2 separate regions of the Mus musculus genome follow, and region 2 is linked to region 1. Evidence: chromatin loops called from intact Hi-C (ENCODE). Cell type or tissue: left cerebral cortex. All regions are shown on one strand.

The links. A loop is a pair of places that touch in the nucleus more often than their neighbours do. Peaks named below come from ENCODE experiments on the same cell type or tissue, not always from the same donor. Only the 100,000 strongest peaks of a DNase experiment are listed, where the experiment ranks them.
Region 2: it touches region 1 in a loop (4-fold over the local background); 1 of 42 quality-filtered maps calls a loop at or near these places.

What each region holds. Positions count from the first base shown.
Region 1 is chr14:18,267,556-18,275,555 of GRCm38, reverse strand. Rpl15 (ribosomal protein L15) reads left to right here and starts at 4,570. Exons shown (of 4, transcript NM_025586.3): 1 at 4,570-4,597; 2 at 5,096-5,277; 3 at 5,513-5,649; 4 at 6,240-7,733. The coding sequence starts at 5,106. The coding sequence ends at 6,545. Nkiras1 (NFKB inhibitor interacting Ras-like protein 1) reads right to left here and starts at 4,420. Exons shown (of 4, transcript NM_023526.4): 1 at 4,233-4,420. In left cerebral cortex, a CTCF peak has its summit at 4,559; DNase peaks (open chromatin) are centred at 3,669 and 4,443; H3K4me3 peaks cover 3,083 bases; H3K27ac peaks cover 1,419 bases.
Region 2 is chr14:18,501,514-18,509,513 of GRCm38, reverse strand. The region is part of intron 1 of Gm32587 (a long non-coding RNA gene); the gene reads right to left. It overlaps Gm38620 (a long non-coding RNA gene), which reads right to left. Exons shown (of 3, transcript XR_874231.1): 3 at 4,899-4,939. Among named protein-coding and RNA genes, the nearest start is that of Gm38620, 11 kb to the right of the region's middle. In left cerebral cortex, a CTCF peak has its summit at 3,115 (motif pointing right); DNase peaks (open chromatin) are centred at 1,182, 1,505 and 3,135.

The DNA.
Region 1 (8,000 bases):
TTAAGGGAAATTCTAGGAATGTCTTACAATCTGCAGCCCAACTAAGTCAACAATGAGCAGCTGTGAATGGGAAGTTCAAGAATCTAGAAGTTGGGCTGGTGAGATGGCTCAGTGGGTAAGAGCACCCGACTGCTCTTCCGAAGGTCAGGAGTTCAAATCCCAGCAACCACATGGTGGCTCACAACCATCCTTAACGAGATCTGACTCCCTCTTCTGGAGTGTCTGAGGACAGCTACAGTGTACTTACATATAATAAATAAATTTAAAAAAAAAAAAAAAAAAAAAGAATCTAGAAGTTGCTCAGCCTCACGAAGGTGGGTATTTCAGCTGGTCTTCTGTATAAGCTGGAATCATGAAGTAGACTCCAACAGGTGTGCTGGCAGGTAAGTGCAAGCAGGTGGAAAAGAGTGAGTCCTCCTTCTTCAATGTCCTTGTGTAGGCCTCCAGCAGAAAGCACGGCCCAGAATAAAGGTGTGTACCACCAAACCTGGACCTAAACTGTTCTTTATTTGGAACTTGCTCTGTCTCAGGCTGGACTTGAACTCAGAGATCTGCTTGCTTCAGTTTCCTGGGATTAAAGGTGTGTACCACCTTCCTGGGCCTAAGCTTTTCATAGCCACTAGGCCTCAAGATTCAGATCAAAAGCCTATGTCATTCCATGTCAAGATTTGGATCAAAAGCCTGTGTCTTCCAGCCTCAAGATCTGGACCACAGCTATGTCCTCCATTCCTGGATTGAAGTTCATTCCAGATGTAATCAAGCTGACAGCTGGGAATAACCATCACAGCATGTGTGGCTGGATTAACCTTGAGACACGGAGCCAAAGGCTGGGGTTGTGATCTGGGCACAAGTGTCTATGAGTCAAGTTTTAGAGGAGAGGGACTGACTGACTAAAACATGAAGGAAGCCAGGAGCCAAGGGATGCAGGGGGACCTTGAGCTGATTTTCTTCTTCCTGACACCATGATTTTTATCCTAGTGATGCTTCTGATCTACAAACTGTAAAATGATAAGTGTTTTATTTGAGCCATTAACATCCTCACCTGAGTTAACTTGGAGGGTCTCTGAAGGTATGAGGCTAGCCTAGTCTACACATAAAGTTTCTAGGGCAGTTAAAACTACATAGCAAAAATAGAGAAAGAAAATTTTATCTCTGAAAAATAAATTTTAAAATGTAATTGCTAGGGCTGGAGAGATGGCTCAGCAGTTAGAGTACTAGCTACTCTTCCAGAGGACCCGCAATATCTGTAACTTCCGTTCCAGAGGATCTGGCACCCTCATTCAGACATACATGCAGGAAAAAACATCAATGCACAAATAAACATAAATTTAAAATATGTAATTGCTGTTAGGGAAACTAACATAACCTCACTAGTCTCTCTAATCCATTTTTCTCTTTTCTTTTAGCCTCAAACCATCTAAGTTAGAATTTTAAAATCTAACTTACTTACTTTCTTTTTTCCTTTGGTTTTTTCGAGACAGGGTTTCTCTGTGTAGCCCTGGCTGTCCTGGAACTCACTCTGTAGACAAGGCTGGCCTCCAACTCAGAAATCCACCTGCCTCTGCCTCCCAAGTGCTGGGATTAAAGGCGTGTGCCACCACACCCAGCAAAATCTAACTTTCATTCTCAGAATCATTCAGTAGTTTCCTAGCTCCTTAGCTGTGATTCCAGAATACTGCTTGCTGTTTTTGTCTGTTGGACCCCCAAGACCAAGTTCTAACACAAAGGAGATTTACTTACCCCAGAGGAACAGAGGGTAGGGAATAGAGACAAAGTCAGGAGGTAAAGGATGGGAGGGGAAAGGAAGGGAGAGGAAGGATGGGTCTCTGTCCTGAAGAGGCAAAGGACTGCCTCTGGATAGAGAGGAATTGGACATCATAGGTAAATGGTGGTTTATAAAGGGATAAGGGATAATCTGGTATTAGGATGAGGTGTTTAATTTTAATTGGGCATGTTAATGAGGTGAGCCAAAGTGGCCTTTTGACTTCAATACTTTGATACCTGGACCTTGATAGTCTTGATAGCCTCAGAAGAAGGAAGTGGCCAAATACGGTACTAGATCTTGGTGGCTAGCTTTAGAAATGTAATCTAATGGTTTTTAGAAAGGCAGAGGGAATGGGAGAGAAAGGCAAGGTCTTCTTCCATTGCCACGCTCAATACACTCAAGCTGGCCAGAGTCCCTTCAGTCCTGGTATTCTGTATTGTCTTTTAACCCTTCCTCTCAGCGATCTGTACCCCAACTTAAAACCTTGAGGTTTGGTTTCTGATTCCTAACTACTAAGCACATTGTGGAGGTTTGAATAAGTATGGCCCCACTGACTCATGTGTTTCAATCTTTTACCCAAAGAGTAAAGGTACTATTAGGAGGTAAGGCCTTACACTAGCAAGATTTTACTGAAAGGACCCAGATGTAGCTGTCTCTTGTGAGACTATGCCGGGGCCTAGCAAACACAGAAGTGGATGCTCACAGTCAGCTAATGGATGGATCACAGGGCTCCCAATGGAGGAGCTAGAGAAAGTACCCAAGGAGCTAAAGGGATCTTCAACCCTATAGGTGGAACAACATTATGAACTAACCAGTACCCCTGAGCTCTTGACTCTAGCTGCATATGTATCAAAAGATGGCCTAGTCGGCCATCACTGGAAAGAGAGGCCCATTGGACACGCAGACTTTGTGTGCCCCGGTACAGGGGAACGCCAGGGCCAAAGGGGGGGAGTGGGTGGGTAGGGGAGTGGGGGTGGGTGGGTAAGGGGGACTTTTGGTATAGCATTGGAAATGTAAATGAGCTAAATACCTAATAAAAAATGGAAAAAAAAAAAAAAAAAAAAAAAAGGAGGTAAGGCCTTGTTAGAGGAAGAGTGTCACTGTGGGGTGGGGGTGGGCTTTGAGATCTACCATGCTCAAACTATGCCCAGTGAGGCACACCTCTCTTTGCTGCCTGTAGATCAAGATGTAGAGCTCTCAGCTCCTTCTCCAGCACCATGTTTGCCTGCATGCTGCCATGTTTCCTGCTATGATAATAATGGACTAAACCTCTGAAACTGTAAGCCAGCCCCAAAGTAAATGTTTTCCTTTATAAAAGTTGTCCTGGTCATGGTGTCTCTGCACATCAATGAAACACATTACTACTGAACTACACTCACAGACTTGTAATTTATTCTTCAGCATTATTAAAAAAAAAAAAATCATCCAGGAGGCTCAGCAATTAGAACACTGGCGGCTCTTGCAGAGCCCCCAGGGTTCAGTTCCTAGCACCTACATGGAAGTTTTCAACCACTTCCACCTACCTCAGTGGGCCCCAGGTACAAAGGTGGTCGTGCACAAACATACATCCAAGTAAACACACATAAATAAACACACATAGCCTAAAAATAAACGTTAAAAAATTTTTGAAGACTGTCCTAAAAGAATTCATATCCTTCACTCCATGCTAACTTGCAAGCTCCACCAGATGTGCTTAAAAGAGAAAAAAGTCAGTTACTGCCCCTCCCCCCCCCCCCCCGCACCCCAACCCCACCTCGTCCAGGCTCCACTTGCCAGGACGCTGAGACACTGTACCGCTCAATACCCCTCCACTCCTTCAATGTGTGTCCTTTACACTTGGCATCAAAAGCAATACATAGCATAGTGTTAACGCTTGCTCCCAAGGCTAGAACTTGTATGTTGTCTGAGCTGCATCACCAGCAGCTGAGACTGAGCTCCACGCATATTAAGCAATACATCTGTTGAATTTTTAAATAGGACAGGTGAGGACTCTTAAAATGCTAAAGCTGCCATTTATTCTAAAAGATAAGAAGAGCCACAGATTGATGGAAAAGGTAAACATGATTCCCAAAACCTTTGCCACAAACAAGCGTAGTTTATTAAAACCACACAACTGTATGAAAATAGAAAATTCTGGAACTACAAAAACTCCAATACACCATTACTTCTCAATAAAGAACGCAGTGCAGAATGCCAGCATTTCTTCCTGAAACGGGTCATGGCAAATGAACAATTTGCTATCCTAAAAACGCCTATAAAATCAAGTCCCCGGGCACCTCGGAAAATTCAGAGGGGGACGGGCACCACAGTCCACCCACTAGCCTGGTTCGCGCAAGTCCAAAGTCCCTGGCCGGCCTTAAGGACACGCAAGGTCCACGCGTACCACTTCGCCTACGACCAAGTCACGGCCGTCCTGCGGTCACTGTGCTCCGAGATCACGGAGCGAGGCGCCGGTGGAAACACCAACCTGACACTGCAGGGCAGTGAGACAGCAGCACGCAGGTCACCGCGGTCCGAAGGCGTCCCTCTGGAGCCGGTCCCCGACCTGCTTCCTCCGGCCCCTTGACGTGACGTAAGCAAACTCGCCGCCTCTCACTTTCCGCAGCCTTGGCAGCTCAGGAGCACTGCTGAGAGCTTGGGAGAGCATCCGGAAGCGGCGGGCTGTCCCAGCCTGACTCCGCCCACCAGGTTGGATGTCGGGACTACAAGCCCCAAGAGGCACAGTGCGGCTACAATGCCCCACCGGAAGGAGGGTCGCCGGGGTGGGAGGAGGAGCCACAAAAGGGATTGTGGGAGAAAGCCTTCTTCCTTTCCTCTGGCGGCAGCCATCAGGTAGGGCGGCGGGGTGGTGTTTGTGTGTCTATCCGTCGCGAATCGCGCTAGTCTTCAGCCATCCGACCCCGGCGACCCTACGGCCTCGGAGTTTCTGCCTCGCACGAGCGCCTAGTGAGGATACGGGGTGGAGAGGGTACGAATACGCCGCCGTCCGGGAGGCTTGAGAGACGCAATGGCGGCAGGATCCGAGCTGGGCCGGGGACTGAAGGAGGCGTGGGATGGAAGCGTGGCCTCGGCTTGCCTCTCATCAGGCCGCCCGGGTGGGACGAAGCTCTCCTGGTCTTACTCGCGGTGGCGGTTATAACCCTGCTGCCAGTTCTGGCGGCCTCCGGGAGTATGGAATAGTCAGTCCCGCCCAGCCGGCCCTGCGCCTTGCTGCCTCTGCAGAGCCCTTCTCATTCCCGGTGGACGGTGGGGCTCCAGGAAGGATGGAGAGGCCGTAGTCAATGTCCTTGACAGCGATCGCTCTTTCGATTTGCTTCTTCCTCTCAAAAGGTGAGCCAAGATGGGTGCATACAAGTACATCCAGGAGCTATGGAGGAAGAAGCAGTCCGACGTGATGCGCTTTCTTCTGAGGGTCCGCTGTTGGCAATACCGCCAGCTCTCTGCGCTGCACAGGGCTCCCCGCCCCACCCGGCCTGATAAAGCTCGAAGACTGGGATACAAGGCTAAGCAAGGTGCGTGAGGTCACGATGTGGGTGGTCTATAACACTCCCAGAAAAGTCGGCGGGCCTCAGTTTGGAAGTGCCCCCCCCCCCAAAAAACCTGCCTGATTTAGCTATGCTAAATGTGATATAGGTTACAGATATACTTTAGTCTACATAGTCTATCTTTGTAATTAAAAGGAAGCATTGGAAAGTCTTAACTTAGTCTAACGTATTGGTGGTTGGGTTGTTTTGTTTGTTTGTGTAGGCTATGTCATTTACAGGATTCGTGTCCGCCGTGGTGGTCGTAAACGCCCAGTTCCTAAGGGTGCAACTTACGGCAAGCCTGTCCACCATGGTGTTAACCAGCTGAAATTTGCCCGAAGCCTTCAGTCTGTTGCTGAGGTGAGTTGTTGGGAGTATCGATTGTCTTGACAACCCATTAGGAATGGTGGGCTAGGAAGAAACGGGGAAGCCGGTGGAGTTTCCCTCGGTATAAGGTGGGGATGGAGTTGTTTTGTACTTAGTCACTATCGGTACTCATTGTTACTGTTTTGCTTGAGGATGTGCGGAAAGGGGTTTGGGTTTCTGGACTAGTTTCTACAGACCCTATGCTTTTGGAAGACTGTAAAATTTTGGGCCATTCTGTTTTATTTACATTGCTAATATTCTGTGATCAGTTACTCTTAGGTTGATAAATGGTTGTAGGAGCCCCCTTTCCACAAGCTAGAACTTTTTTTTTCATTTGTTGAATTAATGTATAGGGTTATGGGCTTGATCCCTATTGCTGAAGGGGACTAGGACAGCACTCAATTTCATGTCTGGTTTTTAGGGAGAAAAAAAGTTATGTGCTTTTGTCTACATGTCTGTCATTTAAGCTAGTCTAATTCTTAAGGTGTGTGGGGACCTGGCCTGCTTCAGTCTCATGACCCAGAGTTAGAAGGATTTTTGTCTAGTTTACAGGAAACTGACTGGTCTTTCTCTGCATATTTTAGGAGAGAGCTGGGCGCCATTGTGGGGCTTTGAGAGTCCTGAATTCCTACTGGGTTGGTGAAGATTCCACATATAAATTTTTTGAGGTTATCCTCATTGATCCGTTCCATAAAGCTATCAGAAGAAATCCTGACACCCAGTGGATCACCAAACCAGTCCACAAACACAGAGAAATGCGTGGGCTGACATCTGCTGGCCGAAAGAGCCGTGGCCTTGGAAAGGGCCACAAGTTCCACCACACTATTGGTGGTTCCCGCCGTGCAGCCTGGAGAAGGCGCAATACTCTCCAGCTCCACCGTTACCGCTAATACACGTGATATTTGTAAAATTCATATCCAATAAACAATTTAGGACAGTCATTTCTGCTTAAAGGTGTTATTTGTTAAAACTAGTCTACAGATTGTCATGAGTGTTCTGTGAAAATGTAGAAGTTAAGTGCAATAATTGAAAACTGCAGGTGATGGCATATCTTGTTTCTGATGTACTTTGCATTATCTGCTTATGAGATTAAGTGTATATAGTGTTTGTGCCAAGTGGTGTTCTGTGTGTAAGACCCTGTAAGAGGTAAAAAGTCCTGAAACTGACCCTGGATGTGTTGGTGCATGAGATAGAATCTACAGCTTTACGATGGCATCTTTTGGTTCACTGAAGTGGCTGCTTGGGAGTTTGATGAGTACAAACTTTATAGAGTTGGATTTTGCTTAGAAATGTGTAGGAAGAGAGGGTTTCAAAACCTGTTTTGTGCATAGAAAAGTGAGATCAACTATAACCCACATTTTGAGAATTGAATCCAGTGTTATTTTCAGAAGACCAGGTAAATTTGTTGGAAGAGGTTTCACTTTCTGTTGGATCTAGAGTATGGATTTGGAGATGAAGGTTGAACATTGGATGTAGTAGGGCTTATTTAGGGCAGATTATTTCCATTAGATTTGTAAACTTGGTTGTGGTTGCAAGTTAATATCAACCAAGCAAATATAAGTTTGATTAAGCTTGCAGACATTAAGCTTTTCTAGCAGCTGGTGTGTGCAGAGGCAGATGGCTCTCTGGTTCCAGGACTACCTACAATATAGAGAAATTTTCTCTATTCCAGTCAATTCATCATGGGTAAGAATAGTCCATTTTGGTAGTGTTATTTCATCGTTTACAATCTACCTATGGGTAGTGGCTGGTAACTGCCTGGATGTTGACATTTCACAAAGGCCATACTTAACCACACTTTTATTTCTATTTGTGCGATGCCTTGGAGTAGTTTCCCAAAGTGATTTTGAGTGTGGAAGAAATGGTATTGTCCCCGAACAGCTGGCTTGGTCTCAAAATCTAATTGATGCTTTTATTAAATTGGTTTTCCTTTGGAGATTTTAAAAGGATGATTTGATTTCCAGAAAATACTAGACTCAAAATCTTGATAGCTAAAATTCTTTTCTATTCAGCAAAACAAGTCACTGTATAGAGGTTGTTCAAATCAACTAAAGTAATAAATGTCTTAAACAAGTGGACCTATGTTATCTTTTATGTTAAAGCAAATGAGGAACTTGGAAAGGATAGCTAATTGTAGAAATGACAGGCATAATTCGAGAGAACATGTAATAGTATCCTAAGAATTAGGAAACTGCTTGGGCCTGGTACTGTGGCTCAGTTCAGTCCTTAGCACTGGTAAGATTTCCTGCTAACGCCAGTCAGTGGTCACAGAAACTTGCCTTTGTCTTTGCCACCTTAAAGATCAGTCTACAGGGCAGCTAGAGGAGTCCTGTTAAATTGATCCT
Region 2 (8,000 bases), 230 kb before region 1:
GACTACCCTGCCCTAGGAAGCAGGGGCTTTTAAAGAGTTAGCCCTACTTTGCAGAGAAACTTCTGCCAACAGCCCTTCCCTCAGCCATTGAGTTCCTCCTCTTCCCCAAAGAAGAGGACAGAGAGGGAGAAAACACAGCAAACTTTCCCTGAAGAGGCCGTCAACAGAGGCATGGGTGACTGCACATTGCCTCTTCCTTCACCCCAGGCCTCTGCTGGGCTCCTTAGTCCTTCTTGACCTCAGGTTCTGTTGTCCTGACTCACACTCTGTTAATCTTACATTGATCTTTAGGTGTTTTTGAGAACGATGGGAAATCCTTTCAGGAGCAAGGTGGAACTTGTGTAACTAAATGCATAAGCAATTCTTGTTAATACATGTATGCCTTTAGGCCTACAAGGCTGAGGTTGCCTGGGTTCAGCAGTCAGATCTTTTGTGACTGGGGGTAAATATGTCCCTTAGTTTCCTGATCTTTAAGTGCCCTGGTGCACACGCACACAGCCCTCAGCACAGTGAGGCCTTTACAGGCTTCCATAGATGCTCCCTTTAAATTCTATGACTGCAGGCAGACTGCAGTGCCTAGCCCTGCCCTAGACAGGTGAATTCCTGTCTTCAATAGAATGCGGTAGGACTTCCAGAAGGTGGCAGACAGATGACCAATGATAAGTATTATCACATCCTTGATGGATCTTGCACTAGCTGGCCAGAGGGAAAAAAAAAATAGGTTCCAAAGAGGATTGCTACAGGAAATCAGGGGCAAAGTGCATCATGTGTATTGATTCGGGGACGCCTAGAGTGAGGTCCACCCTACCCCTTACCCTCAGACCATCAGAGGAGCAGTATGTGTATATGTGTCTGGGTACATATGTGTATGCATGTGTGTGTGTTCATGAGTGTGTGATTACAAGGTACTAGTATCATTTCTTAGCACTGCCAGCTAAGGGATTTGAGGTAAGAGGAATCAAAGACTCAGAGGTATTGTTTGAAGCTTGGCCAGCAGGCTGCTACCCTGTTACAGTGAAGTTTAGGTGTGAGCAGCTGGCCTCAGACTTCTCTAGCATAAGCTCCTCAGGCCTAGGAAAGAGACAGACAGCTCCCCCAACCATTTAATTCAACCGAAAATTCTCCATAAAATATGTAAAGTGCCTTGGAAGGAAAAAGGGCAAGCCAGATCTGAACAGTAATTGTTGTTGCTAATTCTGTCTCAGGCATCCTGTGTGAAGAACATGAATAACTGGGAGTGTTGTTTCTCAAAGGCCTAGAAACACAACCAATACCCCTCTCTGCCCCCCCCCCCCCAGTAACAGAGGCCCTCTTGTTTGAAGTGTGAATTACAGCAAGTTTCCTTTGCACTGAAGGAGAAACTTAGTTGCCATGTATATCTAAGTGTTAAGCAGACATTGAGCACATACATATACTTAAAGCTATTTCCAATGTCTTCTGGAAATAGAAACAACTATAAAAACCCAGCTTAAGATCACAAAAGCCCTTTAAAAGCCCTCCCTGGAATATTGGAGGCTTCCAGAGCTGCTGGGTATGGCTAATTTTGTAACTTCCTCCACAGTAAATCACTACCAACAAAGTCGGCAGGTGAATCACACTGCTTTGTGGCAAGACATAAATGGCTGTAAAGCCTTTCAACCCTGAAATTTCAAAGCGATGCTTTTGCTAGGTCTTGCTTGCCTTTCTCCACCTGCTGTTCATAATATGATGTCATATATTTACAGTGCACTTACAAAACCACAGTCCTTGCTCCTGACCTATGGGGAAGTGCACCCTTCTAGTTTTCTTACGGAAGCCAAATGCTCTAGCTTTGTTTTAGAGTAGAACCTTTGGATTAAAAAAAAAAAGTTTTCTTCTTCTTCTTCTTCTTCTTCTTCTTCTTCTTCTTCTTCTTCTTCTTCTTCTTCTTCTTCTTCTTCTTCTTCTTCTTCTTCTTCTTCTTCTTCTTCTTCTTCATTTTTTTTCCAGACAGGGTTTCTCTGTGTAGTCCTGGCTGTCCTGGAACTCACTCTGTAGACCAGGCTGGCCTCAAACTCAGAAACCCGCCTGCCTCTGCCTCCCAAGTGCTGGGATTAAAGGCATGCACTACCATGTCCGGCCCTAAAGTTCTTGTTTATAATTTTATGTGTATGAGTGTTTTGCCTGAATGTATGTTAAATGTACCATGTGATGCAGCACCTGAGGAGGACAGAAAATGGTGTCACGTGGAACTGAAGATGGTTGTGAGTGCCTGGTTTGGGTATTGGGAAGCAAACTGGGATCCAATGGAAGAGCAAAGTATTCTTAACAGCAAGACTTCTCTCCAGCCCCTAGCGGTCTGATTGGTAATCATCAGAAACTGATCAATATTTTTTATAAAAATGTAGATGATTCATCAAACCAAGCTTGGACCTGCCTCCAGCTGCCTCTCTTGCACATCTGACTTCTGGACCCAGAACCCAGGCACACACTGGGATCACACCCAGTTCTCTGAGTTAGCAGCCTCTGCAGAGTCTACTTGGTGCTTCCGACCAGGTCACCATATGACTTCTGCTCACGAAGCCTTGCCACTCCAGATTCGTCTCTGCCAGTTGCCATTACAGGATACCAAGAGCCAGGGGCTTCCACAGGAAAGCTCCATCCTTCACCATCCTGTAAGTTTCGAGTCCAAGGCACCTAGCTGGTTGGGTTTCCTCATAGCTCACTGACCCTGCCTAGTCTGCCTAGTCTGCCTAGTCCTGGGACTATCTCTTTGTCCTCACCCTTTTTCTCATTAGGACCCCAGTCAGATTGGCCCACCCCACAATGTCATTTTAACTTAATTACTTCTTTAAGTCTTATCCCCAAACACAGCCACCGCCTGTAGTTCTGCAAGCTAGGATGTCTGTGTATAGATTTCAAGACAGATGTGGGCCAGCCTCCAACATCAGCCACCTCACTTAGCCCGGCCCCAGTTCCTCTCAGGAGAGGACAGTTTTTCCTATGGAATTTGCAGAGACGAATGCTTCCTGAAGACCTAAGACTAAATCACTCTCTCCTTAAACTTGAGCAGGTGAACTGGTCTCTGTTGTTGGGTTTGGTTGTGAAGTTCCTCCAGTCCCCAATGCTCATGTGTTAAAGAATCAATCCCCAGAGGGTGGCACTATTGAGCAGTGACTAAATCACAAGAGTCTCAACCACATCCAGGGATTAATCCATTGAGGGGTTCACAGATGAATGGGCTATTTGGACGCAGAGTCTAAAAGAGGAAGTGACTCATCTGAAGATCTTCCTGGAAGATCCTTCCTGTCTGTTTTAAGGAAATGGGCAGCTTTCCTTGGCCACGTCCTCCGACCATGAAATCTCCACTAACACTTGTGGCAGATTCTCCCACCCTTTGGGGATGTAACACGTACATACTGTTTAGAAAAGGAAAAACTTCTCTATGAACATGATCTGCTCCCATCCTTTCCAGGGGCTTATTGCATCCATTTGTTAAGCAGATGGTGGTTGACGATACACACAAAGAGCAAACACATTTAAATTTTCTTTATTAAATCGAGGTAGGAAGATCATCTTGAGATGATTAAATTAAAGACCTTAAATAACTCATTCTGTAGGAAACTTACGGCCAAGCTGCAGGGCTATTTATTCAGTGACAAAAGAAATCACGGAGTCACAGGAAATGGAAGAGTCTAATTTTCCTTAGCAACAAAGACACAAGGATGCCCACAGACAGCCCGCAGTAAGCCACACACTGCCATGAGACTTAAAAGTGTATTCACAGGAGACAGATGTGGTACATCCACTCCAGTAGTGACAAGCGCAACAGGCCCCAAAAACCTGGGCGCTGTCCCGAGGTAAAAAGTTCATGGAAACTTAGTCTCCTGGAATCGTGGCATCCGGTATAACGAATGCTCCAATGTCCTTGCTTTAGTTGGCAAATGGATCTGTGTGCTTTCCCTTAATATTGCTTTATTTTAAGTGCCTCTATTTGACATATAGCTAAGTTAGATCCTAGGCAGTCCTTGATCCGACCCTGGGCATGTATAGCTAAGTCACTGCCCTACACAGAAATTTACCATTATCTAGGAAGAAGGAAGTTTGTGATCTAAGGAGGAACCAGATTAGATATTTAGAACTATAGATAACTGAGTTACACCCATACACAAGTATTTACAATGGCCTAGGGAGAAGGTGGACTATACAATAGACTAGAATAGGATCTATGGCAAGGGCACAAAGCCCTTGTCCCTGGCTTCTAAGATTAAGTGGACCTTAGGTGGGGCTGTTTTTGATCTCAGTTGTTTAACATTGAATTTTATCCCAGTTGGTTACTGCCAGTCCTTCCATGTTGCATTCCTCTGTTTTATGTAAGAATCCAGTAACTTCCCTATTTTCTTCTGTATAAAAAGTTTGATGCTTGATTTGACAAATTACATTCAGATCCACACTCCCTTGTGTCAAATCTGTATGTCACCCCAATTCCTGCCCGACTCTATGCCCATCTGCCAGAACCCCTGATTCCCATAGATTGAGGGGGGCTGATTAGGCCTGGTCCCTGGCACAGATGTGCCTGAATTTGGGGTACTTAGCACCTCCTTAGGTTACACCCAAGGAGAACATTACCTGTGATGTCCACACACCTATCCCGTCCCGCGGGATTCAGTTATTCATGGGTGCAAGGGGGACCACAAACCTGGAAGGAAATGGGAGGAAGGGAAGGAGAGGCAGGAGACCAAGTAGATTGTACCTATCAAGGTCTCATTTATTAGGCTGAGATGCCTTGTTTTAAAACATACATCATGGAGAATAGGGAGGGGTTGAGGGGGAATTTTACAAAGAACAAAGAAGTGGGCATCTGTTGACATGAGGGCCGAAGTCAGGCTCCAGGGGGCGTGCACTCTGCATCTTATCTCTGGAACATAGATCCTCCTTGATAGCCTTGGGTGTCAGGCCGAGCTCAGGCGTAACTCACGTCCTTGGATGGCATGGGAGTTCAGGAAGAGATAGGGAAGAGGGGACTATAATTCAGCTTTTACAGCCTCAGGTGCCAGGAAGGGAATAGGGAGGAGGGAGTGATAACTAGCTCCTAGCACAAGGCCATTTGGCCTGTCAGAGAGATTGTGAAGGGCTCGCTTTCTCACCAGATGGTCTCTGACACACACCTGTAGCACTTTCACAGCAAAGACACAATGACCTTTGTAAGAGGCATCTGCCATTTATTGCATCTGGGAATACATTTTTTTCCCATAAGGATAGAGTGAGTCCTCTGAACTGTTGAATGGGATGTTGCCTTTATTTCTTCAAGACACAAATTACTTGTTCTTCAATCCAGAAATATGATGAATCTAACAGTAATTCTTCCCTTGCACATACTGGAACAGTGCAGCACGGCCTCACTACTCCTGACCTCAGTCAGACCTGTCCATGGTCACTAACTTTATTGATAAAACTGTGGATAAAGCTGGGGCTGGTGTATCTGTCTAGGCAGACTGAACTGTCTGTAATGAGTGGGTTCACAAAGCACCGATGTTGAGAACCTGGCTCAAATCACCCCAGAGAATCTCCCCGAAGTTAGAGAAATAAGACGTAGATGTCAGGCCCTGCCTGTCAGTGGTTGGGGCAGGGCTTCAATGAGAACTGAGCAAGTAAGGGAATCATGGTAATAATTGCATCATCATGAAAGCAGGCACTCAGTAGCAGACATAGCGTTTAAGTCCAGTCTCACAAATACTCAAGAGACCCAATTAATTTTTTGCTGATCAGAATGGGGATTTTGACCTGCTCTGTTTCTGACTTGGGCCAGTTCACCTCTCTTTAGACAACCTGGTGGTCCCGTGCTTCTGTGAAGTCACCATATTGGTGTCGAACTTAGTATCGATCAGCATAGCATACTTAAAGCCCAGAACTCCTGGACTCAAGCGCCCCTCCCATCTCAGTCTTTGGAGTAGCTGGGACTATAGGCATGTGCCACTGAGCCCCTAGTCAATTAGTTTTCCTTTTTAATCAACCTACCAAACAAACAAAAAAACAAACACAAAACCCCAAACAACTCTGAAGCCAAGTGTAGGACATGGTTGTAGGACAGTGCTTGAGAGGTGGAGGCAGGAGGATTGCAAACTCCAAGCCAGCCTAACCTGCACAGAATTTGAAGCCAGTCTGAACTAAAGAGTTGAACTAAGGAATTGTGAACCCCTCTCACCAACTAAAACACTGCCACCCTTTCAGGCTACAAAGAACATATATTACATGGCTTCCCATGCTCACCTCCAGTCTATGGCTTTTTGTGTAATAGGACCTGTATGCCTCAGGTTGAGAGGTAGAGTCTATGTCCTTGAATCCAGACAGACCTTCACAGCTGCTGTGACAGCAGCAGGAAGCAGGAGTGATGTGAAGTATGTGATTTTGGAGGTCATAAAGACAAGATGGCTTTGATTTGATTTTGATTTTGATTTGATTTGATTTGATTGGCTCTGGCTTTGATTCTTTCGCTCCAGATAACCTGCCCATGGAACAGCTACCAACCTTCCCATTATAAGGAAGCCCACATTGACAGTGGCTGGGCCACTATTAGCATCAGCTGCCACTGATCCCACTGCTACCTGTGAGTACATGAACAGACCTCCTAATAACTGTAGTGTGCAGACCACCAGATATCCAGCGAGGCTCTGAGTACAGCAGCCCTACTCACTGTACACAGAACCCTGACATCTACAATATTTGTGTGTTGTAATATGTTGCCATGCAGTAGTTAATAATGGATACAAGAATGACCCATACCTCCTCCTGGGAGAAGCCACAGCACAGGAGATTAAGAATGTCACAGGATCCACAATAACAGTGGCTCAATAGAATGTTTAATCTTTATGGCTCTGTGCATTTTAGAACTCCCATGATGCAAGTCAGGAATGAATCTAGGCTTCTTCTTAGAATAAGATTCAAAGCAAAGATGGGAAAGTGCTAATATCTGTTTAGTGCAGGAGACATGTATATCCTCTACCATTGATAGTTTCTGCAATTTTAAAATGATGCTAAAATGAAATTGCACATCATGGTATCAGTCTACAGTAGTATCCCATTAGAGAGGCATAAGATTAACCTGTCCTGGAGAACAACTTCTATACACAATGGCTGCTTGCCTCCAGCAGAGAGGCTTGAGAAGTACGACTTGTCAAGTTATTTCAACTTGAGGTAGAGAGTATGACCTTGAGGTTGGTGCTGTCAGAGTCCCATACTAAGAGGCAGCATGAGGCTGCTCCTTGTGGGAAATAGAAGGAGGAGGAGAGAAGTGAGACCAGACAAGCACTGCAGGAGGCTGGCTTCCATGGTTGAGGGGCGTGTGACTGAATGTGCAGGAACTAGTTCTAGAAAATAAGACAGGGTGGACCTGAAGAGCTTGTTTCTGTGAGAGCAAGCGTTCCAGAAGTTTACTGTGATGGTGGCTCAGTCATAGAGGTGGGGGCAAGAAGCACTGCATCTGCACAGCCTTCCAGTCTGGAGCCTTGGTACAGTTATCATCATGGACCCATTTCCAGAAGAGCCCTCAGACAGTGACAGTGCTTCAGACCCTTAGATGCCCAGTGTGGCTTGGGATGTGTATATTAGACCTTCCCTTCCTCTCTACTTGGTTTCAGACTAGAAGGGAGGAGGAGAAAAGACTGGACCCATGGCATCCAGCCCTTTTGTCAAGAAGGCAAAGTGCTCCCTGTAGTCTTCAGAGACTCTATCCTATCAGCCAACCCAGTCAACTGAAGTTGCCGTCCTGAATACCTTAATTGTAACAGGCCTGATATGGCTGTGCAGACCTCCAATCCCAGCATTCGGAAAGCTGAGGCAGGAGAGTGATAGATTCTAGACCAGTCTGGGATGGATGGATATATATCTATATCTATATCTATATCTATATCTATATCTATATCTATATCTATATCTATATCTATATCTATATCTATATCTATATCTATATCTATATATATATACACACACACATGTGCACGTATACATATAATATGTAGTGAGATCTGTGTCACTAAATATGA